Linked DNA regions of Homo sapiens: region 1 is linked to region 2. A link is a loop called in an ENCODE intact Hi-C map of the cell type or tissue named here. Cell type or tissue: heart left ventricle. All regions are shown on one strand.

Evidence for each region. Hi-C counts contacts between places; a loop is a spot of excess contacts. Peaks named below come from ENCODE experiments on the same cell type or tissue, not always from the same donor. Only the 100,000 strongest peaks of a DNase experiment are listed, where the experiment ranks them.
Region 1: it touches region 2 in a loop (4-fold over the local background); 12 of 110 quality-filtered maps call a loop at or near these places.

The regions. Positions count from the first base shown.
Region 1 is chr2:74,077,922-74,082,921 of GRCh38, forward strand. It overlaps TET3 (tet methylcytosine dioxygenase 3), which reads left to right. Exons shown (of 12, transcript NM_001287491.2): 6 at 2,577-2,670. Among named protein-coding and RNA genes, the nearest start is that of BOLA3, 67 kb to the right of the region's middle. In heart left ventricle, a CTCF peak has its summit at 2,594; a DNase peak (open chromatin) is centred at 2,731.
Region 2 is chr2:74,000,041-74,005,040 of GRCh38, forward strand. It overlaps TET3 (tet methylcytosine dioxygenase 3), which reads left to right. Exons shown (of 12, transcript NM_001287491.2): 3 at 3,070-3,126. Among named protein-coding and RNA genes, the nearest start is that of TET3, 18 kb to the left of the region's middle. RefSeq lists a silencer at 2,305-2,844 and enhancers at 3,645-4,161, 4,162-4,677. In heart left ventricle, a CTCF peak has its summit at 2,715; a DNase peak (open chromatin) is centred at 2,631; H3K4me3 peaks cover 2,129 bases; H3K27ac peaks cover 180 bases.

The DNA.
Region 1 (5,000 bases), 78 kb after region 2:
AATGAAAGTTGTCCAGGAACCAGACAAAAGCAGCATTATGTGATCTTTTCCTCTTCATCCAGACCATGCTATATAAACCCCTGAGTCCTGTCTCCAAATGCTTTCTGTAAGAGAACAGAGCCTTAGAATTTTAATGTTGTAATTATCAGAAACAGTTTTCATCCTTTTGCTAAGATCTTGAGTGAAATAGAGAACATGGAACTCAGAGGAACCTTAGATCAGCATTTTAAAAAAATGTTTGTGGCCTGACAAGAGCTTGTTTTAAAAAATTAATTCGTTAATTAAAAAAAAATTATAAACTGTTCTCTTTTTCAATTACAAAAATGAAACAAAGGCTTTAAAAGTCTAAAGAACGAATAAAGCGCTAAAGTTCAATGCTTATTTTTCAATATTTTCTAAGGATTTACAAAGATATTTGTATATATACAGAGATAAATGTATTAATATGTATATAGAGAAGTTTTAAACCAAATGTGGTCCATTATACCCACTGTCTGTAGCTTGCTTTTTCCCCCCCACTTAATTTCTTTCCATGTCAGTACATACAATTCTACCTAATCATTTTTGATGGGACATGGTTTTTCATTGCATGAAAATTGATATTTTTTGTGAAATTTATTATAATGTATTTAACCAGTCTCATGTTAGACATATAAGTTGTTTCATTTTTCTGTTGTTGATGAGACAGTGAATTATCTTGTTCCTAAAGCTTGGTGCATTTGTATGGTTATTTCTGGGGTGGAGATTCCTAGAAGTGGAGTGGGTAAGATAAAGAATATGTGTATTCTGAACTGTAGAAGCTATGATAACATTCATGCTCTATGAAATAGTATATTAAAATAACATGCCATGATCAAATTGAATTTATTACAGAAATACAAGGTTATAGTATGCTGTGTTAATTGCTCAAATAAAAAACATTCAATCATCTGTCTCCTTATGTGTTAAAAATATATTTTATAAAAATAATTCTTGATTAAAAATCCTTAGGACAGGAGACTCTTAGTGGCACCCTTCAAAGTAAGGAAATCTGTCGCTTTCCCAAAGTTAGCCAGTTTCATGCTCAGTGATGAATTGTTGGAAACATTTTCAGTAAAGTCGGGAAGAAGCAGAGATGCCCGCCAGCCCTTCAGAAACTTGGCCAGGCCTGGCATGCGTGGCTCACACCTGTAATCCCAGCACTTCGGGAGGCCGAGGCGGGTGGATCATGAGGTCAGGAGTTCAAGACGAGCCTGGCCAACATGGTGAAACCCTGTCCTTACTAAAAATACAAAAATTAGCTGGGCGTGGTGGCAGGCACCTGTAATCCCAGCTACTCGGGAGGCTGAGGCAGAGAATTACTTGAACCCGGGAAGCGGAGGTTGCAATGAGCCGAGATTGCACCACTGCATTCCAGCCTGGGCGACAGAGTGAGACTCCGTCTCAAAAAGAAAGAAAAAAAAAGAAAGCCCCTGGCCATCTTAGGTGCTTTCTTTATGGCTAGAGCTATAAAGAATAGAAGGGAATAGGTGGCAAATGACCATTATCTGCAGGTGATATGACATTGCACCTGAAACTAAAAAACTGTTAAAAATAAGAAGATTCTGTAAGATGGCGTTTACATTATTAAAAATAATTACTGTTTATTGGACTCTTTCCTCATGCCAGGAACTTCAAAGCACTTTAAATAATATACTCCCTGTGGACTATTGTTTGATCTTTACCAAGCCCAGGAGGTGGGGATCATTTTAATCTCCATTTTACAGATGAGAAAACTGAGGCTTAGAGAAGTTTAGTAATTTGGCCACAGTTATATAGCAAGACAGTGGCAGGGCTGGCACTCACACCCAAGTCTGTCTGATGTCCAGGGCTGTGCTTAGACCACTGCTGCCTCTTTGTAGTTGTGTGGCCTTGGATAAGTCAGTTCAACTCCAGGGGCCATAGTTGCACCATCTCTGAATATAGTGTGGTTGATTAGACAGTCCTAGAGAGCTGGGGTTCTGAAGCCCTGAGTGTGTGGGGGAGCCAGGGCAGGTGACGTGTGCAGGAACCAGATGTGTTTACTGTCCAGGGGAACCTCAGAGCTGGCGTTTGGGCTTAGTAGAGCCACTTCTCCCCAACCTCAGCTGTTTGTCATCATCATGGTCAAATGTCATCTAGGGATTATTCAAAGAGAATAATAAGGGTTCCCCCATTTATTTCATTTGTTATATTTATAAATAGCTAACTCTCAGGGTGACTCAGCTAACAGGGCTGGATACAAATGCCCATGTTTAGCCTTTGGTTTCAGTTCCCTTCTGGAGTTCGGAGGTAACGATCAGGGACATTCTGCTCGGCTGTCTTTCTGCCTTGGATCAGAGGGGGCCCGATGGGCGGGAGCAGAGAAGGGGCAGGTGAACCTGGAAGCCTGGAAGTGGCCGCTGTGTCTCCAGAGCCTTTAGGTACCAAATAACATTTAAACCTTTCTCTTTCTTCTCTGTTGCCCCCGACGGTAACCAGAAACTCAAACAAAAGCACACTGAGGCTGTCTTCTGACCAAAAGTTGTTCTCCTTTGGGGTTCTGCTGTGCTAATGGTGGCTTCTGTCTCCCTCTTCAGGTATGGAGAGAAGGGGAAAGCCATCCGGATCGAGAAGGTCATCTACACGGGGAAGGAGGGAAAGAGCTCCCGCGGTTGCCCCATTGCAAAGTGGGTGAGTGTTGAGCCCACTCAAGAGCCACAGCTGTGCCTGGTTCCCCTTGCTGCATGGCCACGGCTGTGCCTGGTTCCCCTTGCTGCATGTAGCTGAGCAGGCGAGGGCGGGGGGTGGGGCCAGGTGGGTGTGTAGGAGACAACATGTTGACTGTCCAGGGGAGCCTTAGAGCTGGAATCTGGCTCAGGGTTAGGGTCATTTCCCCCAGCCTCAGCTGTTTGTCCTCATCTTGTTTAAATGCCAGTCCCCGAGTCTTGGGTCAGCCTTGGAACTGTGTTAGTCTTCACACTCGGCTCATCCTGTCCCCGTGGCTCAGGGCCGGAGGGGTAGGAAGGGAAACTGGGGATGCTGTCATGACCCGTTGATGGGCTCCACTGTGGACTGTCAGACTCCTTGTCCCCTTCCATGTGCCCTGGAGCTGCCAGTGCTTTTGTCTGCTGCCTGGAAGCCAGAGACAAACCTGAAGGCTAGCATGCTGAGATCCAACCTGAGGGAAGAGGCCAGGGCTCTGGGCAGCACTGTGGGCCAGTCTTGCCTCTGCCTTGCTTCTAAGCAGTTTCCTACCAGGCAACCTAGACATCTTCACAGGGAGAACATCAGTGACTCAGACCCCAAGTCACCAAACAGAGTCCTTCTGACCTTGCCCTCCCAGTCCACAGGGAGATCTTTAAATAGCAGAGCATCTGCCTCTGCAGAAGAAGTGCTGAGGAGGAGCAGCCAGGTTCCTCGGGTGCCTGCAAGCTCAGCCTCGCGCTGTGCTGGGCAGTGGGTATGGGTGGAAGACGAGGGCTCGGTCCCTATGTTCAAGCTGTTTGTGCTCTAGAGACATATGAAATAAAGTCATGGAGACTGGGGTCGTTGAGAGGCAGACTTGATGCTGTGGTTCAGAGGAGGAGGAATGCTCAAGCTAGGTTTCCCGAGGTGAGCGTGCCAGGGGCCATGAATACTGGCCCGTTACTAGTCAGGCTGAGGAGAGGGAGGAAGCATTCCCAGTGAGGAGAATCATGTGGGCAAAGGCAGAGAGGCTGGGTGGACAGACCCGTGGCTGACTGTGAGGGAGGCGGGTAAGATAACCCCTGTCAGCATATGTCCATCTGTGCATGTTGTAGGAAATTCTGACATATGCTACAACATGTGTAGGACGTATGTGCCTGTTTTTACCTGGTATACACCCTGTGCCTTTGTGTCTTTGTGTTTGGTGAAAATAAAAGGTGTCTGAACTTGAACTACCAAGTTTACTATTTTTAGCAATTTTTAGTCAGCATTGCAGAATTATATACAACCAGAGAATCTGGAATCACTTAGTGTATTCATAAGTATGAAGAAGCAGGCTGCCCCCACCCTCTTGAGAGGTGGTCATTGCAGTGAGAAGTCTGATGTGGCTTATCATGGTGGGGTGTTACCTCCCCAGAGAACCCATCAGAGAAAAGACGTCAGCCGTAGAGTGACAGCTGCCCCTTTCTCCTGCTAATTCATGCAGTCATTGAGGAATTCCAAAGTCTTGGACATAAAAATGAAGATCTTGGAGCATAGGTAGAGTTGGAGACTTTTCCAGCTTCAAGACAGTTGGCCCCTTAAAGAATAGCTGGTCCTGTGGGTGGCTTAAAGAAGATGCATTTCTAGACCCCGGTTACAGTGGTAAAGCGATAAGTCCTGGTCAGGGCTCGTGTGGCCCCACTGAGGGCTGGGAAGAGCACACTTGCCTGCAGACTGGGGCCAGTTCCTGGGGCTGGAAGAGGAAGGCAGGAGGATGGAGGGGCAGGAACTTTGTCCTCAGTATGCCATTGCTCTGGGGTCTGTGGACGGATGCCCAGAGCAGGACGCATGGGGCGCAGTGAACTGGAGGTTACATTCAAGGAGGGAACAACTCGTGGGTGTCACTGAGCCCTGGTGGGTGAACATAGAAGGTGCTGATAGTGTTTGCAGAGGGTGGGACTTCCCATGTCTTATGAGTGAAGAGAAAAGGAGAGGAAATACTTTTTTTTATGGGAGGAGCAAATGGGTGGTCAATCACAGAACTATTGTAGTGGCAAGAAAACGGCAGTGCTGAGGGCTTTATTTTTTCTGGCCATCTCCTTTAGTGTGGTGGATTTCTGGGGTTTTCTTTTGGCTACACAGCTGCCAAATACCCTATGTTTTTTGGTAAGAGGGCTTGGTTTAAAGAGTTCCACCTCCTTTGGAAGTTGAAGAGGAGTTGGGTGCTCCTTCTCCCTGCCCTGCAGGGAAAGTGACCCACAGATGCTTAGAAGGACGGATTATTCTTGGTGGCAGTGTAGCGTCAGGAGCCCGGAGCCGGTTCTGTGGCCACGGGTGAGTGCAGGCATCCAGTG
Region 2 (5,000 bases):
GTGGAGCCAGGAGTTGGGATGGGAACTTTGCTCTGTGGCTCCTTCAGGCTGCTGAGGAAGATAGGTGCTGGTTGAGCAAGTCTGGGAGTAGATCACAGTTCAGTTCTGGCAGGTCCTGCCCTCCCAGGACAGCGGGTGTCTCTCAGATCCTTGAGGACCTCAGGGAGAAGGCTGACCAGAAGAGGGGCCTCCACTTCTCAGTGCCCAGCCCCCTGCCTCTCCACCCTCCTTGTGTAGAAACTTGGCTCAGCACATTCCAGCTCTGTGCAGAGCCTAGGAAAGTAGGGAAGACAGGGCCCCCGCCCACGTGGGAGGACTGCCGTGTAAATAAATAACTGCACTTTATTGTGACTGGTGCTGTGGAAGAGGCAGTACACTGCTCTGTCAGGACCCGGGAGGAGCAGATGATGCTCATGGGAGCTTGGTGATCTGAGAAACTGGCAGGGGGAGGCAATGTTTAAACTAAGTCTTGTACCACATTAGCTTGCCAGGTCGGGGGAGGTGCGGAGGGATCCAGGCAGAAGGAGCAGCACCGGGAAGTCTCTGAGGCATGAAAACATTACTAGATCCATAGCTTAAAGGGAAGTGATTGGGTTCAAGTGACCTCGGTCTTCTTTGTATCTCCCTGGGGTTGGCAGAGACAGACAGAACTTAGAGAATTGGAAAGAGAAGGACCTAGATTTGAATTCTAGCCCACCACTCACCAGCTGTGTTGACAGGCAAGTAAGTTAACATCGCGAAGTCCTTCCGTTGCCCTGTTAGAGATGAGCTTGTATGGGGAGTAAGTCAAATGAGATGATCCTACAACATGGTTGGCACAGGGCCTGGCATGTAGCAGGGGTTTGATAAACTGTGGCAGCCGCTGCAGCAACCGTACTAGTTGTTCCTTTCCAAGCATTGTTTGTCTCTCCTATCCAGCAGCAGACTGTATGGGGGGTAGGTGTGAGGGCAGGGGTTTTGGGGACCAGGATAAAGGAGGGACTCCACTTGGCCTGGTCATTGTCAAAGTTGAGGGGCACAGAAACCCATTGTTCCACCTGAGCTGTGCTTAGGACACTGTTCCTTGTCATGCTTTGCCACCTGCCTCCCTCCCTGCCCTGTGTTCCCAGGGGGAGGCAGGTATGGGCCCTGATGCCTCCTGGAGTCTCCTCACTGGAGGCCAGCTTTGCTGTCTTTCCAAAGGCCGCTCATCCTGTTCTGAGTACCCCCTTTGGGCCCCCGGGGAGGGGACAGCAATTAGGCATCTGTGGTGTAGTGGGTAGGAGAGCGAATCACTGGGTCAGGGGCTCTCAAACATCCTAATTAATCCTGTGAGTCACTTCTCCCTGGCCTCAGCTTATTCATCTGTGAGAATGAGAAGGAGCACCCAGTGAGCTCTTCCAGAAATTGATTCACCTGCAGTGAATCCTCACAACTGGATGAGGTAGCTGCTATTTGTAGTTCAGTTTTATAAGATGAGCAAAGAGAGGCTACGAGAGGTAAGTTACAACCAGCTAGGTAGTGATGGAGCCTGGAGTTTGTGGGTACCAAAGTGTGTGGAAGTCGCTTCCTGGGAGGTAGAAGCTCTGGGGTGCTCAGCTACAGGGAGGGATTGGGGTAGGGAACGATGTGCCCTGGGTGGCCCAGGAAGTAAATCTAGGAGTGGATTGCAGGGTCTGCCTCTCCCCTCTCTGTTCTTTCTCATCCTGCCCTCCTTTCAGTCTTCTGATGCAGCTTTCAAAGGCTGAGTCTGGAAACTGGAAGACCGGAGCTCTTGGGGTCTGGGCTACCTCCCCTCCTCTGCCTTTCCAGGAGATGGGAAGCCCTGAGGTCTGGGGACCCTTGGGGTCTTGGGGGTTACCTCCTGTAGCCTAAGAGTGGAGAACCCATTGTGGGGTGTTGGTGGGGAGGCTGTCTTGGATGGGTATGTTCTGGCGGGGCTGGGGGGTGATCCTAGAGTGAGGTGTGGGTGTTTGTGTGTGTGGAGGAGGGCAGGGTTGACACAGGAGGTGTGGGCTCCGAGGAGCCTGTTTTCTGAGGTGGGCGCTGGAGCAGGGAGGAGCAGAGAGCTTGCATAGCTGTTAAGAGTATGGTCTTCAGAGCCGACAGACCTGGCTCAGAGTCCCGGCTCTGCTGTTTCCTAGCCGCATCACCTTGGGTAAGTTGTTTCACTTATTTTATCACCTCATTTGCAGAATGGAGTAAAGGTTCGTGCTGCCTGGGCTTTTTCTTCTTTTTTGAGGATGAAGGGGCTATTGCACCTCATGCCCTTGTGACAGGGCCCGGTGCCGTCCCAGCTGCTGCCAGGATGATGCTGGGGTTAGAGAGTGGCGAAGCGGGAATCCCCCCCCACCCCCCCGGCGTCTGCTCCGCTCCGCTCCACCCGGAGGCGCAGTCTGTCATCTTTGATCCTGGAGGCGCAGAGGACGCCTTCTGGGTATTACCTTCGGGGTCCCCGCGGGAGGAGGCCGGGGGTGCCCTGGGATGCCCCAGCCTGCCGGGGAGCGGCACGGCGGGCCTGGGAAGCAGCCAGCGCGGCTCAGCAGCACCCTCGGCTGCGCCCCCGCCTCCCGGCTGGGCAGGTCCACCAGGCGGGGGCAGGGCCGGCCGCGGGGATTGGCTGGCGAGCGCGCCGCCCCCTCGCACACCAGCCCCGCGGCGGGGAGGGGAGCGCAGCCGGCAGCTGGCCGCCGCCTCCTCTGCAGTGCCTCCCTCCGTGCGCTCCCTCCGGCGGGGATAATGGGAGGCCCGCCGGCCGATGCACCAGAGGAGGCCGGCCGAGGTAGAGCGCGCGGGGCCGGGGATGGCCGGGCGGACGCGGGCCGGGGGTCGCCGTCCTCTCGGATCTCGGGGGGATTCTCAGAGGAGAAATGAAAACAAAAACACACTGGAAGGCGGGGGAGCCTGTCTGCCGTGATCCAGGCGGCAGCTGGAGGCAGGAAGATGGTCCCAGATAGCCTTTCTTTCCCAGGCTGTATCCCCTCCCGTTCGCCTTCTTCCCCTCCGGCCGGGCTGGGGGCTGTAGCAGGAGGACTTTGCTGCCTTCCTGGTACCCGCCTGGCTCACACGTTCCTCTGGCTTCTTTTGCAGGTGGAAATAAAGGCTGGTGAAGGAGCCGGGCCGTGGGGACAAGGAGCGGCTGTCAAGGTACCTTGTGTGTGTGCGTGCGTGTGTGTGCGTGTGTGTGGTGGCGGTGAAGTGTTTGACCGGATTGGATAAAAATAAAGGGTCTCCTCTGGTGATCCCTTAATCTCCCACTGTGTGTGTAGCAGCAGCTGAGGGGGAGGGGCGGCGGGGGTGTGGGCGGCCAATGAATTCTCAGGCCTGTGTGGGTTTTGTTTGGATTCTTTTTGCTTTCTCAGCTGGATGGTTTTGGGTGCAGTTGGGGCTTGGTTTGTTGAACTGTTTTTTTTTTTTTTTTCTTTTTAAGACATGCAACCCACTCCCCACCCCTGCCTCTGGAAATCTCTCGAGAATGTCCCTGGCACTGTTGGTTTGCATCCAATCTGCAGAAATCCCGGGGGGGACGGTGTGCGGGGAGGGGGGGTGGGGGGGCGTAAGAGGGAGGGAGAATTGCGCTCCTGAGTCTGAAGCTGATAGGATGTCATTAGTCATGCTGCTGTCACCATGGAGATGGCTGGAGAGGAGAGGAGGTGGTGGGGGTGAGGATATTTTGGGTAGGGTGGGGGCTGATGCAACATCATGACTGGGAATCCGGCGGGCGTCTGCTGTTACTCTGTGTGACTTGGTGTCTAGGGGACTGGGAAGAGAGTGTTCCCAGGTGCGTGGGAAGCAGAGAAGGGGGCACTGAGCTTCTCCTTGTGGTTGTCTGGGGGGCGGGGAGCTGGGGTGTTTGAGACAGGGGAGGGGAGAGTCCAGTAGAGTATCAGCCATTACTAGGAAACCACAGATATTCCTCCCACGTTGGCATGGACCCGATCAGTAGGTTTCCTTGAGCTTGTCCCCCTTTTCAGGGCTAAGGAGCCACTGTGAGTTTGGGATTACTCAGCAGTATCCTCTGCTGGCCCAGGGCGGAGAAAACAGATTGGGAGGTGGCTCTGTGTGGCTGCCTCTGAAGTCCAAGAGCAGAGAGGCTGGAAGGGAGCATGGGGCAGGTGGGCAGGGTCAGGGCTCATGGAACTCTTCCTAGCGGAGAGGAAGCGCGTTCCTGCCCCTGCCTCAGCCCACCTGCCCCCTCAGCCGCTGGAGTCTTCAGGGAGCTGGGGATCTTGGTTGCTTGGGTAGCAGGTGGGTGAGCTGCAAGTGTCCCCAGATACCCTTAGTTTCCTCCCTGGAAATTCTCTTCCCGCCCCCTGGGAAAGCTGTGGGAAGCTCCATGGAGGTGCTGGAAGTGGCATCCTGCCACCTTACTGACTGGATATGGATGCTGGTAGGGAGGGGCTCTGCTTCCCACGTGGGGGATAGGGACTTCTAGGTGAGGCTGCAGGGTGTATCAGGAGGCCTAGATAGTTCCCTGGCTTTGTCCCAAGGAACTTGAGGCAAGTAAGTGCTTGGGGAAGGGTGTGAATTTTGCTTCTGGAGCAGCTTCTGGGAAGGAGAAGAGCCAGGGGGCATCGGCTTCCCCGTCTAGCGGGTGTGCTTTAGTGAGACTGGGAGTAGTGGATGATCACCTGGGATGAGGCGGTGGGAGGCTGGGAGGTGACAGAGGGCAGTTGATACGGGCGATACTGTGGGTGGGGAGGAGAGAGCTGAGCTCACCTCAAGTTGGCTCTCACTACACACTCTTTTCTACAGCCTTCTCTGGAGCAGAACCCCCAGGTTCCACCTCTGCTTCCTCCCCTCGCCTCCCGCTGCTGGCTGGAGGAGTTGTAATCACCTCATGTGCTGTTGGAGGGGTGTGGGCACAGAGATCGTAGAGTAGATCTGCTCTGTCTCCCAGCCTGGGGAAAGCAGGCCAACGGGATGAGGACAGATGGACTCAGGGAGGGGGCAGGCCCCTCTCTCCTCTGTATCTCCAGCCTTGTCAGCCTAGAGCTTCCCTCTCTGCTGGGAGAAAGGAC